Regions from separate parts of the Homo sapiens genome. Here region 2 is linked to region 1. The links are chromatin contacts, found by Hi-C in ENCODE. All regions are on one chromosome and are shown on one strand. Each heading gives the region's core, a stretch centred on a gene start or an enhancer-like site at or near the end of the contact. The rest is flanking DNA. Distances are from core to core; before and after follow the strand shown. Region 1 holds the start of CCDC69 (coiled-coil domain containing 69). Region 2 holds the start of CYFIP2 (cytoplasmic FMR1 interacting protein 2).

The links. Hi-C counts contacts between places; a loop is a spot of excess contacts on that map. Pooled maps may share reads with other maps.
Region 2: a loop to region 1 is called in a map with no recorded cell type, with 4 times the contacts of the local background. The contact joins the promoter of CYFIP2 here to the promoter of CCDC69 in region 1. A Hi-C loop is called at or near these places in 5 of 37 single-sample maps with no recorded cell type and 8 of 50 pooled maps.

Annotation. Positions count from the first base shown.
Region 1 is chr5:151,222,064-151,227,331 of GRCh38, reverse strand. CCDC69 (coiled-coil domain containing 69) reads left to right here and starts at 3,240. Exons shown (of 9, transcript NM_015621.3): 1 at 3,240-3,409. The coding sequence starts at 3,362. LOC105378230 (a long non-coding RNA gene) reads right to left here. Exons shown (of 4, transcript NR_160730.1): 4 at 2,982-3,856. RefSeq lists silencers at 1,510-1,804, 3,288-3,367 and enhancers at 3,488-3,687, 3,708-3,817, 5,238-5,268.
Region 2 is chr5:157,262,105-157,267,372 of GRCh38, reverse strand. CYFIP2 (cytoplasmic FMR1 interacting protein 2) reads right to left here and starts at 1,250. Exons shown (of 31, transcript NM_001037333.3): 1 at 1,178-1,250. RefSeq lists an enhancer at 34-143 and a silencer at 824-1,343.

The DNA.
Region 1 (5,268 bases), core at 1,991-4,490:
TTTTTTTTTTTTTTTTTTTTTTGAGACGCTCTGTCACCCAGGCTGGAGTGCGGTGGCGCAATCTTGGCTCACTGCAAGCTCTGCCTCCCAGGTTCACGCCATTTTCCTGCCTCAGCCTCCCAAGTAGCTGGGACTACAGGCACCCAACACCACGCCCAGGCAAATTTTCTGTATTTTTAGTAGAGAAGGGTTTCACCATGTTAGCCAGGCTGGTCTCGAACTGCTAGCCTCAAGCAATTCTCCCACCTCAGCCTCCCAAAGTGCTGGGATTACAGGCGTAAGCCAGTGTGCCCGCCCTCATTATTTAATATAAGAAAATGAAGCCAGGCTCAATGGCTCATGCCTGTAATCCCAGCATTTTGGGAGGCTGAGGTCGGAGAATTGCTTGAGGCTAGGAGTTCGAGACCAGCCTTGGCAATATAGTGAGACTCTCTATAAATTTTGTTTGTTTGTTTTTTTGAGATGGAATCTCACTCTGTTGCCCAGGCTGGAGTGCAGTGGCACGATCTCTGCTTACTGCAACCTCTGCCTCCCGAGTTCAAGTGATTCTCCTGCCTCAGCCTCCCTAGTAGCTGGAATCACAGGCATGCACCACCATGCTCGGCTAATTTTTAGTAGAGACGGCATTTCACCAAGTTGGCCAGCCTGGTCTTGAACTCCTGACCTCAGGTGATCCACCCGCCTCAGCCTCCCAAGGTGCTGGGATTACAGGCATAAGCCACTGTGTCTGGCCTACAAAAAAAAATTTTTTTTTTCTTTGAGAGGGAGTCTCGCTCTGTTGCCCAGGCTGGAGTTCAATGGCACAATCTAGGCTCATTGCAACCTCTGCCTCCCGGATTCAAGCAATTCTCCTGTCTCAGCCTCCTGAGTAGCTGAAACTACAGGCACACATCACCACATCCGGCTAATTTTTGTATTTTTAGTAAAGACAGGGTTTCACCATATTGGTCAGGCTGGTCTCGAACTCCTGACCTCAGGTGATCCATCCACCTCAGCCTCCCAAGGTGCTGGGATTACAGGCATGAGCCACTGTGCCTGGCCTACAAAATTTTTTTTTTTTAAATTAGCTAGGCTTGGTGGCAGGCACTTGTGGTCTCAGCTACTCGGGAGGCTCAGGTGGGAGGATCACTTAAGCCTGGAAGACTGAGGCTGCAGTGAGCCATGATCACTCCACCGCCCTCCAGCCTGGGTGATATTGCAAGATCCTGTCTCAAAAAAAAAAAAACTGTTTTAAAATTTCAAAATCTCACCAATACAGTGGTAGTCACTCAATTTTTTTTTTTAATGAAAATGAGTTTGTTATGTTTTGTAACACAAAAAATTCATCTTCATCAGTATTTTTGCTGGTTATGTGGCATTCTATTTTTATGGATATAGCATAATGTATTTAACCAACCTTCTTTTCTTGGCTGTTTAGGTTGTTTTGGGTTCTTTGTTTTTAATCATGAGCACTGTTCCAATAAACATTGTTAATTTTAGTATAATTTAAGTATATCCTGTTTCTTCAGTACCTGTGGAGCACGTCCTATGGCAGGGGTTCTCAAACTTTAGCCCAGGCCAGACATGAGTGGAGTGCTTATGAAGCCATAGATTCCTAAGCCCCATCCCCAGAGTTTAGGCCAGGGGTGGGGCCCGAGAATTTGCATTTCCAACAAAGGCGGCTGGTAGTGCTGACACTGCTGATTTGGGAATCACACTTTGTGAGCCACCATTCTCTATTATACTTGCTTTTGAGAACCTAATAACACGTTTCCTTAGTTTCCTTTCTTACACACTTTTGCAATTGGTTTTGTACCCTATGGAGGGAGCAATTTTTTTGAGGTCTCATATTCTTTCCCCATTCATGACTCTAAGCCGTTTTCACAGCACACCTTTCCAAGAGTTTTGGGCCTGACTTTAATATTCCAATATACACGCAAATAGGCATACACACTGATTTTCAAAATTGGTTATCTTTTTCCTGCATTGCCATTTCAGAAACCTCAGCTAATAACAAAGAGAAGATAAACAAAAGCTCCTTTTCCTAGACACTGACATTTTATGTCCCATAGTCACCATACCTGGCCTGCCTCAAGAGGTTGTTGTGATGAATAACATCTATCCAAGATGGATAGAGTCAAATATTACAGATGCTTGTGAGGTGGAAAAAACTATCAGCCCAGAAGTGAGGAGGCATTAAAATTAAACTTAGTATTATTGGCCAGGTGTGGGATCCCAGGACTTTGGGAGGCCGAAGCGGGCGGATTACCTGAGGTTGGGAGTTTGAGATCAGCCTGGTCAAAATGGTGAAACTCTGTCTCTACTAAAAATACAAAAATTAGTTGGGTGTCGTGGTGCATGCCTGTAATCCCAGCTACTGGGGAGGCTGAGGCAGGAGAATCACTTGAACCTGGGAGGCAGAGGTTGCAGTGAGCCAAGATCGTGCCACTGCACTCTAGCCTGGGCAATAGAGCGAGACTCTGTCTCAAAAATAAATAAATACAATAAACTTAGTATTATGATTTATTTGTAGGCCATTGAGTCAAAGTTTAGGTTCTGGAGTTAGAACTGTATTCTGTGCAGTGGCTCATGCCTGTAATCCCAACGCTTTGGGAGGCCAGGGTGGGAGGATCGCTTGAGGGCGGTCGTTCAAAATCAGACTGGAAAAAAGAAAAGAATTTGGTTGGGTATGGTGGTGAGCCTCTGTAGTCCCAGCTACTCAGGAGGCTGAGCTGGGAGGCTCGCTTGAGCCCAGGAGTTTGAGGCTGCAGTGAACTATGATAGCGGCAAAAAAAAAAAAAAAAAAGGAACTGGATTCTATCTGGGCTGTGGTAACTTACTAGCCATGTGACCTTAGGCAAATCATGTTGCATCTCTGAACACCATTTTCCTCACCTGTAAAATGGAGGAAGTAATACCTTTGTTGCACTGATATGGCAAGAAATAGAAATAAAATGTATAAAACAACTGGGACAAAAACAGCCCTCAATGAATGATAGTTGTTAGTTTATCAAATAATTGCTTTAATTATTTTTTCCCCCGGCCCTTTCTTAGCTGAGGGTTCGGAAAAGCATCTGTTGCTCCTTGAGGTTTTCTTTTCTTCTGCCCTGACCAGAGCTTCCTATTATTTAGAAGGATTCTGGTCACCTGCCTCTGGTGGCGGCGCCGCTGGCCCTGCGGGCTACACTGAGGCCCCGCTCTTCGGGTATTTACGGCGGGCGGCCGCCCCAGCTCAGGCTCAAGACAGCGCTTCCAGGTTCAGTTTCAGGGTCTCGCCGGCAGCCCCAGCCGGCGGGCGCGGAGCGGGCAGCGGGGCCCGGATCGCAGGCTCCTCTGGGGGCCCCGGAGTTGGGAAGCGGCGTCCGGGAGCCCCCGGAGGAGGATGGGCTGCAGACACAGCAGGCTGAGCAGCTGCAAACCCCCGAAAAAGGTAAAGGGCGCCGGCGGAGAAGTTTGCTTTCAGAGGAGAGGGGAGTGCGGAATCGCTCCGCCGCAGAGGACTCGGCGCCCCGGGCTCTCTCTGGTCGGCCCGGGATACCGGACGGAGAACCTGGAGAGGCCAGCTCAGAGACGAGGGAGGCTCTGCTGGGAGGCGCCCTTTACCCCGGCCCGAGCCGCACCAAGCAGCCGAGTTTACAAACACGGCACCCGGGCCAGGGAAAGGCAGCTGATTCCCGCTGCCTCGGGTGGGGAGATGTCGTGTGTCTGTGGCAGGTGCCCTCTGCTTTCGGTCTGGGGCTGTTCGCTGTGTGGCCATGGACAAGTGACTTGACCTCTCTGGGCCTTCGGCTTCCTCCCCCCGGGGGTTAAAGGCTGATAATCTCAGGGCTGCTCGAAGAGTGTTCCACAGACTCGCAGTATCAGCATCCCTGGGGACCTGTCAGAAATGCAGAATCTCAGGCTCAGGCCCAGTCTTGCCAAGACAGAAGCTGCCTTTTAACAATATGCCCAGGTGATGACGCTTTAAAGTTTGAGGCGCTGGTCTTAGGGCTCTTGCAGGCCCCAGAGCTGGTGAGTGTGGGCTGCCCTTGGGGTAGCTGGGAGGGGCCAAAGAGGGAGGAGATCTACTGCGTTCTGTGGCCCTCTCCTCCCTTCCTGTCCTTCCCCCAAGGGGCCTTGGAGCTGGGTCAGGGCCCAGGGGACAATTCTCAGGTTTCTTGCAGTGAGACCAGCTGCCCCTTGGGGTCTGACGAGCCCAGAAGGTCAGAGCCTGGAGCTAGAAAGATAGCCTCCTCAGGGGACACTGTGAGGCAGAGGGGAAGAAGGACCCTCAAATTCTGGCCCCTTTTCTTACCACTACCTGCCCCCTAGCCAGGTGGGACTAGGTGATCCCTTAAACTTTATCATCATTCCCCCTTGAGACCTTGAGAGGCCCCAAACTGTGACAGTGTTTAATAGTTTTGCAATGAACTTTAGTCCTCCCTCTGCTCCTGCTTTGCTTGTGCCCTGAGTACAGGTTTTTCTGCCTAACAGTAGTCCTAGCCTGGAGGATTCTACTCCCTTCTCTGACACCTCCTGGCTTTCCTTGCTCTCCCTTTATTACCAGATTGAAATTCTCACCAACTCCTGACCTAGAAACCCTCATGTCTTTACTCACTCCAACAGGGAAACTGAGGCTTGGCTCTATCAGTAGAAGGAAGGGGCTGGCTGACAGGGATGACAAGGCGGAGAGACCTGAGCCTTGGCTGAGACTTGTAACTGAGCAAGTGGTAGGCAGACATTAGCCCTGGGTGTAAGTCCTGGTGGTGCCATAAACATACTGGGTGACCCCAAGCAAGCCCTTGTGTCTCCCTGGGTCTCAGTTTCTCCCTGTATGGGGAGTGATGAGCAGGATGATCCCTAAGCATCTGAGAGTCTGTGTTCTCTGCACCTGTGTCAACCTTGTAGCTTGCAAAGTGGACCAAGGGTGAATTCCATCTACCTAGAGGTGGAGGAAACGGGGAAGAGCCTGACCCTTCCACAAGCTGGAAGAGGAGGTCACAGTAAGCACAGGTTCTTTGGCTCCTGCTCCTTCTGAGAGACTTACCAGCTGTTCCTGCCTGTCCCTGGCACAGCCAAAGCTCTGAAGGGCAAGTAAAGCTGGCACAGCCTGTCTGAGTTGGAAAGGGCCTTTGGGTACTACCTGGGCTGACGCACCCACTATACAGATAGGAGGTTAAGGCCTAGAAAAGGGAAGGAGCATGACTGAGGTCACAGAGCAACACAGAGCAGAACCCAGGTATCTAGTCCCCTAGCTCCGTGTTCTTTGTCTCCACCTCCTCCCGCTGTGCTTCCAGTGGCTTCTTGATG
Region 2 (5,268 bases), core at 1-2,500, 6.0 Mb before region 1:
CCTAACTGGGACACAGACAGGAGGCAGGAAATGGGAACACAGGAACCGACAGTCTCCTGATTTGCCCCTCCTGCCAGCAGGCCTGCCTCCGTCTCCCTGCCCATGCTGAGGGCACAGGCACCCAGGAACTAGCAGAAAAAGATCCTTGTCCCATTCTTGGCCTAGCTGGAAGGACAGCTGATGGCTCATCAGCCCTGGTGAGTGTTTCCACTGTGCTGGGGAAAGTAGGCAAGCAAAGGTCAAAATCAGATTCCCTGTGCTGGGGAGGCACCTGGGCTGTCAGTGTCCTTTCCAGCCGGGTTCTGGATATAGAGGGCCATACTTATGTGGAACATGCTACCTGCCCCCATCCCCAAGCAGAGAGCACCTCCTCCTCTTCTTTTGCACATAGGTGGGCTGTTCTTTGGGGTGAGGGGTAGGGCTGACCTGAAAAGTAGACGCCACAACAGACAGGCAAGCATCTTCCTGGTTCTTCAGAGCTCAAGAAAAAAACCACCTTTTCCCCCAGGAGTCAGCCCACTCATCCCCTTCCCCCACTTCCACCGTGCCCGCAGCCAGCTTGGTGAGCGATGCTAGTGTAGGCCAGAAAGCTTCCAAGCGGGTCAGACCTGCTCCTCTCTCATCAAAGCCCTCCGCCCCCAAACATCGACGCTGCGCCCCTCGCCCCACCCATCACACGTTCTGTGTGCCCGAGGCGGCTGCCAGGCGGGCCCAGGCGGCTCTCGCTGGCCCTGGGGGAGGTGACGGTGGTCACGGCGGCAGAGGCAGGGGCCAGCGCTCTGCAGTACCTGGACTCGAGGATGTCGCCGCTGCCGGGCTCGCGGCCGCTGCAGGTGTCTCCGGTCCCTGAGATTAGCACCGCCTCCTCCCGGGCTGGCGGCTCCGGCCCAGGCCGCGCACCTGCTGCTGCGGCTCCCCCGCCGCCGCGCCGGAGCTCCGCGATGTGCCCGCGCCTCCCGGGCAGAGGGTCCGTGCCGCGGGACGCACGGTGGGTCCGAGGGGGAAAGGGGCCGCGTGGGGCCTGAGGCCGGGCCTCGGGCTAGCCCGGGCACAGCGCCGAGCGCCCCCCGCGGGCCGGGAGAGGGGGCGGCCCTTCGCGCATCCTCACGGCCTCATCCCCGTCCCCGGCGGCATCCTAGTCCCCGTGCCCGGCCCGAGGCCTGCGAGGGCCGCTTACCTGGCTCTGCGGCGGGTCCAGGGGAGGGGCCTGAGGCTACCGCAGGGCCCCGCGCCGGGGCGCAGGATGCTCTGCCCCGCTCCGCTGCGCCGCGCTCGGCCCCGCCCCGGCCCCGCTGCTCCGCCCGCCGCGGCTCCGCCCCCACCCAGCGCCCGCCCCTTCGCCGCAGCGGCTGTCACACAAAGGGCAGGAAATGGCTGCGGCGAGGGTCTCTCCACGCTCTCCGCTGTACCGCCGGCGCACCCAGGACCTGCCTCTCGGTTTCGGAGGACCGCTCAGCCCCCAGGCTTCCTGCCCTGGGGGCGGGAAAGGGAGGGAAGGCTTCTTCCACGGCCTCCATCACCGGGAACCACACCTGCAGCAACCCGAGGACGAGAGCTTCGGCCGCGTTCGGATCTTATTGGCCCCACATGATTTCCAAGTGCTCTTTTATCAACCCAGTCTTTATTGATTACCTATCCTGTTCCAAGTACCGTGCCAGGACTTGGGTGTGCACTGGTGTACAAAAGACAGGGTCCTGCCCCCTTGGAGTTTTATCACCTGCCAGGAGAAACAGGTGTAAATTAACCTAGCAAACGTCCAGTTACAGCCCAAAGTGCTCTGAGGAGAAGGAGCAGGGTGAAGTGACAGAAGATGCAACTGGGGCTAGGGGAAGGGGCCTTCCACCAATTGAGCTTGGTCGCTGATAGGGCTCCTTCGCTTAAGAATAAGTTCTTCCGCTCCCTTCCAGTTCCCTGGAGAAGAGTCCCTGAAGCTGCCACCTCTTTTACAGGGGCCTGCCTCAACTTCATTCTGGAAGAATTGCCTAACGGACAAATAGGTGGCAGGAAGCACTGAGAGGACAGGTACCTTTCTCTTCAAGGCTTATCTGCCGTGTCGGGCTCTTTAAAGAAGCAATTATCTGCCCAGCGGTGGCTCACACCTGTAATACCAAAACTTTGGGAGGCCGAGGAGAGAGGATTGCTTGAGCTCAGGAATTGGAGACCATCCTGGGCAACTCAACGAAACTTCATCTCTACTAAAAATTAAAAAAAAAAAAAAATAGATGGGTGTGGTGGCATCCACCTTTTGTCCCAGCTACTCAGGAGGCTGAGGTGGGAGGATTGCTTGAGCCTGGGAGATTGAGGCTACAGTGAGCTATGATCCTGCCGCCGCACTCCAGACTGGGTGACAGAGTGAGACTCTGTCTCAAAAAAAAAAAAAAAAGAATGAAAGAGAGAGACGGGGGGAGAGAGAGAGAGAGAAAGGAAGAAAGAAAAAGAAAGAGAGAGAAAGAAGAGAAGGAAAGAAAGAAGAGAAAGAAAGAGAGAAAAGAAAAAGAGAAAGAAACAATTCTCATTGAAATCCAGCCTGGTAGGCCTTCAGACCAGGCTGAAGTCAGGCTGCACCAAATTCTAACCTTGAGACACCTGAGCAGGTCACTTCACCACTCTGCTCCACAGAGGTCACCGTATCTGCAACACAGGGAATAACAGTTGCCCTTTATACCTTACAGGGTAAATAATTTGAAAACATTTGAGACATTGTGGAGTGTATGTAGATATAAGGAGTGGTTTCCTAAGGCCCACAAATTTATACTTAATCACTCAGCTGTTCCTAATAAGGGCAATTTGTGGAGGAGCCCCGTTATTCAAGCTCCAGCAAAGGACTTGTGGAAGCCTTTGCTTTCCTTTACTGATCTCACCTTATTTCCCACGTGCTCAGAATCCATAATTCCTTGTGGTTTGATCTTAAATCGCTAATTCCAATTCAAATTGCTATTTCGGAAAAAAATGACTTATATATATATATATATACACACACATACATTTCTTCCCTGGTTCAGTGTGAAAAGCTGTGGGGGTGTTTGTGGAGGATGGGTTTAAAAACAGAACTGAGGTTTCCTTTTTAAAAAATGTTTCATTTTCCACCGTGATCCTTGGGATTTCAAGTTCAGTGATTACAAATACTTAACAATGAGAATCCCAATAAATCAGATTTTCATTCTAAGGGGCATATTATTGCAGATGGTATAGTTTTTTGGAAGACGTATTTCTCCCTGTTGTTCCTTCCCTGTCTTTTCACCTTCAGGAACAAGTTGCCTAAAAACAGAAAAGACTATTACATATATATTTGGTTAGATCTTAGGCAAAAATAACTCCGACCTCTGAGTTCTATTTGTGTATAAAGGAGAGCAGTATGGTCTTTTGAAGCCACTGTGTTGGAAATCCAGAGGCTTGCCTTTTGGTTCTAGTTTTGCAACTAACAGAAGAATGATCTTAGGCAAGGAGCCTCACCCCTGTTTCCTCACCTGTTAAGTGAAGTAAGTTGGATGCTCTCCAACTTCCCTCTGAATGTGGAAAATTACATGAGTTAAAGGGCACGTCCCTCCCAGGCTTAAGGCACTTCCCTAGCTCCCCACTGCCCCCCGATGAAGCCCAAACTCTCCAGTGGCCGGAGAGGGTCTTTAAGAGCTGGCAGCTATCTCTCCATGTGAACAAGCTTGCTGTGCTTCAGCTAAAAGGAACAGCTTTTAGTTCCTCAAACTTGCTGTGTTCTCTGTTGTGCTCGACATTCGTACATGCAAGGCTTCTTCAATGGCAGTTTCTGTCCCCCCATTCCCTCCCTCCACATTCCACACTTTTTCCCAGTTTACCTGATGAAGTTCTGTTCATCTTCCTGGTATTCCTCTAGATGTCGCTTCCTCCAAGATTCCTACATGTCTGGGTTAGCTTGAGATTAGTTGTCTATGTGTCCTTAGCTGCCTGGGCTCCCTCTATCACCCCACGTATTAGTCTGCATTATAATTGTCAACACACTTCCCTGTATTCCACCATGAGACCATAAAATCTAAGGGAGCAGGGATATGTCTGTCTTGCTTTCCCATTGCATCCTTGGAGCCTGGTACTTAACAGGAGTTCAGTAAAAATGGATGGAATGAACACCCATAGGTGACATTTTTAAACTTTGCCACTGAAATGTATAGCTGTCTGTCTACTGCCTTCAGATTTCCTTCACATCCAACCCCAAGCTGTGCATCAGCAATGAAATGGTAGAGGATATCAATAAGAATTGCTTTGGTACTTGCAAAGCTGTGGCCCACATGTTGTCCATGTGGCAACATTACCTTGTGTTTTAGAAAAGCTTCAAGTTATAATCCCAGCACTTTGGGAGGCCGAGGCAGGTGGATTGCCTGAGGTCAGGAGTTCGAGACCAGCCTGGCCAACATAGTGAAACCCAGTTTCTACTAAAAATACAAAAAATTAGCTGGGCATGGTGGCGAGCGCCTGTAATCCCAGCTACTCAGGAGGGTGAGGCAGAATTGCTTGAACCCGGGAGGTGGAAGTTGTAGTGAGCCGAGATCACACTGTTGCACTCCAGCCTGGGCAACAAGAGCAAAACTCTGTCTCAAAAAAAAAAAAAATATATATATATATATGTATTTTAAAACTATCAGGAGACCCTGCTTTATAGACACCAGTAATGAAGTATCTGGAATGGGCATGAAGGGAAAACATAAATAATGATAATAATAATAATGGCTAACATTTACCAAGTACATTACCTCATTTAATTTTTCGTAATTTTTCTATAAGGAAAATACAATCATTTTTCCCATTTTTATAATTGAGGCAATTAAGGTTTAATAATTTGCCCAAGGTAGTGAAGTCAAACCCATGCTTTTTACCACAATCTCATACAGCCTCACTTTCCCTCTTCCAAGCTAAGTCCATTTGTTTACTAATATGCTACCTTATTCTAAAAACATATTAAATGTAAGTTACAGGAATACATTATGTTAAAAAATTAAAAATCAGCAAGAAATTTTTTAAAAAGAAGGAAAAGAGTAGAGAGATGAGATGGAGAATCGAATGTACATAAGACCAAAATGTAAACAAAACAAAAATCAATCACAGCTCTACCTGCTATGAGCTTGCTAACACATTTGGTTCTAAGTATTTATGTGGGTGGCAGGAAAAGATAAACTTGATGGTCAGTTACAGAATTTACATTGGCCATTCTGTAGATAGAACCTGACCACTTGCTCAAAATTGCCTCATTTTATAGGCAAGAGAATTGCTTGAGCCCAGGAGGTGGAGGTTGCAGTGAGC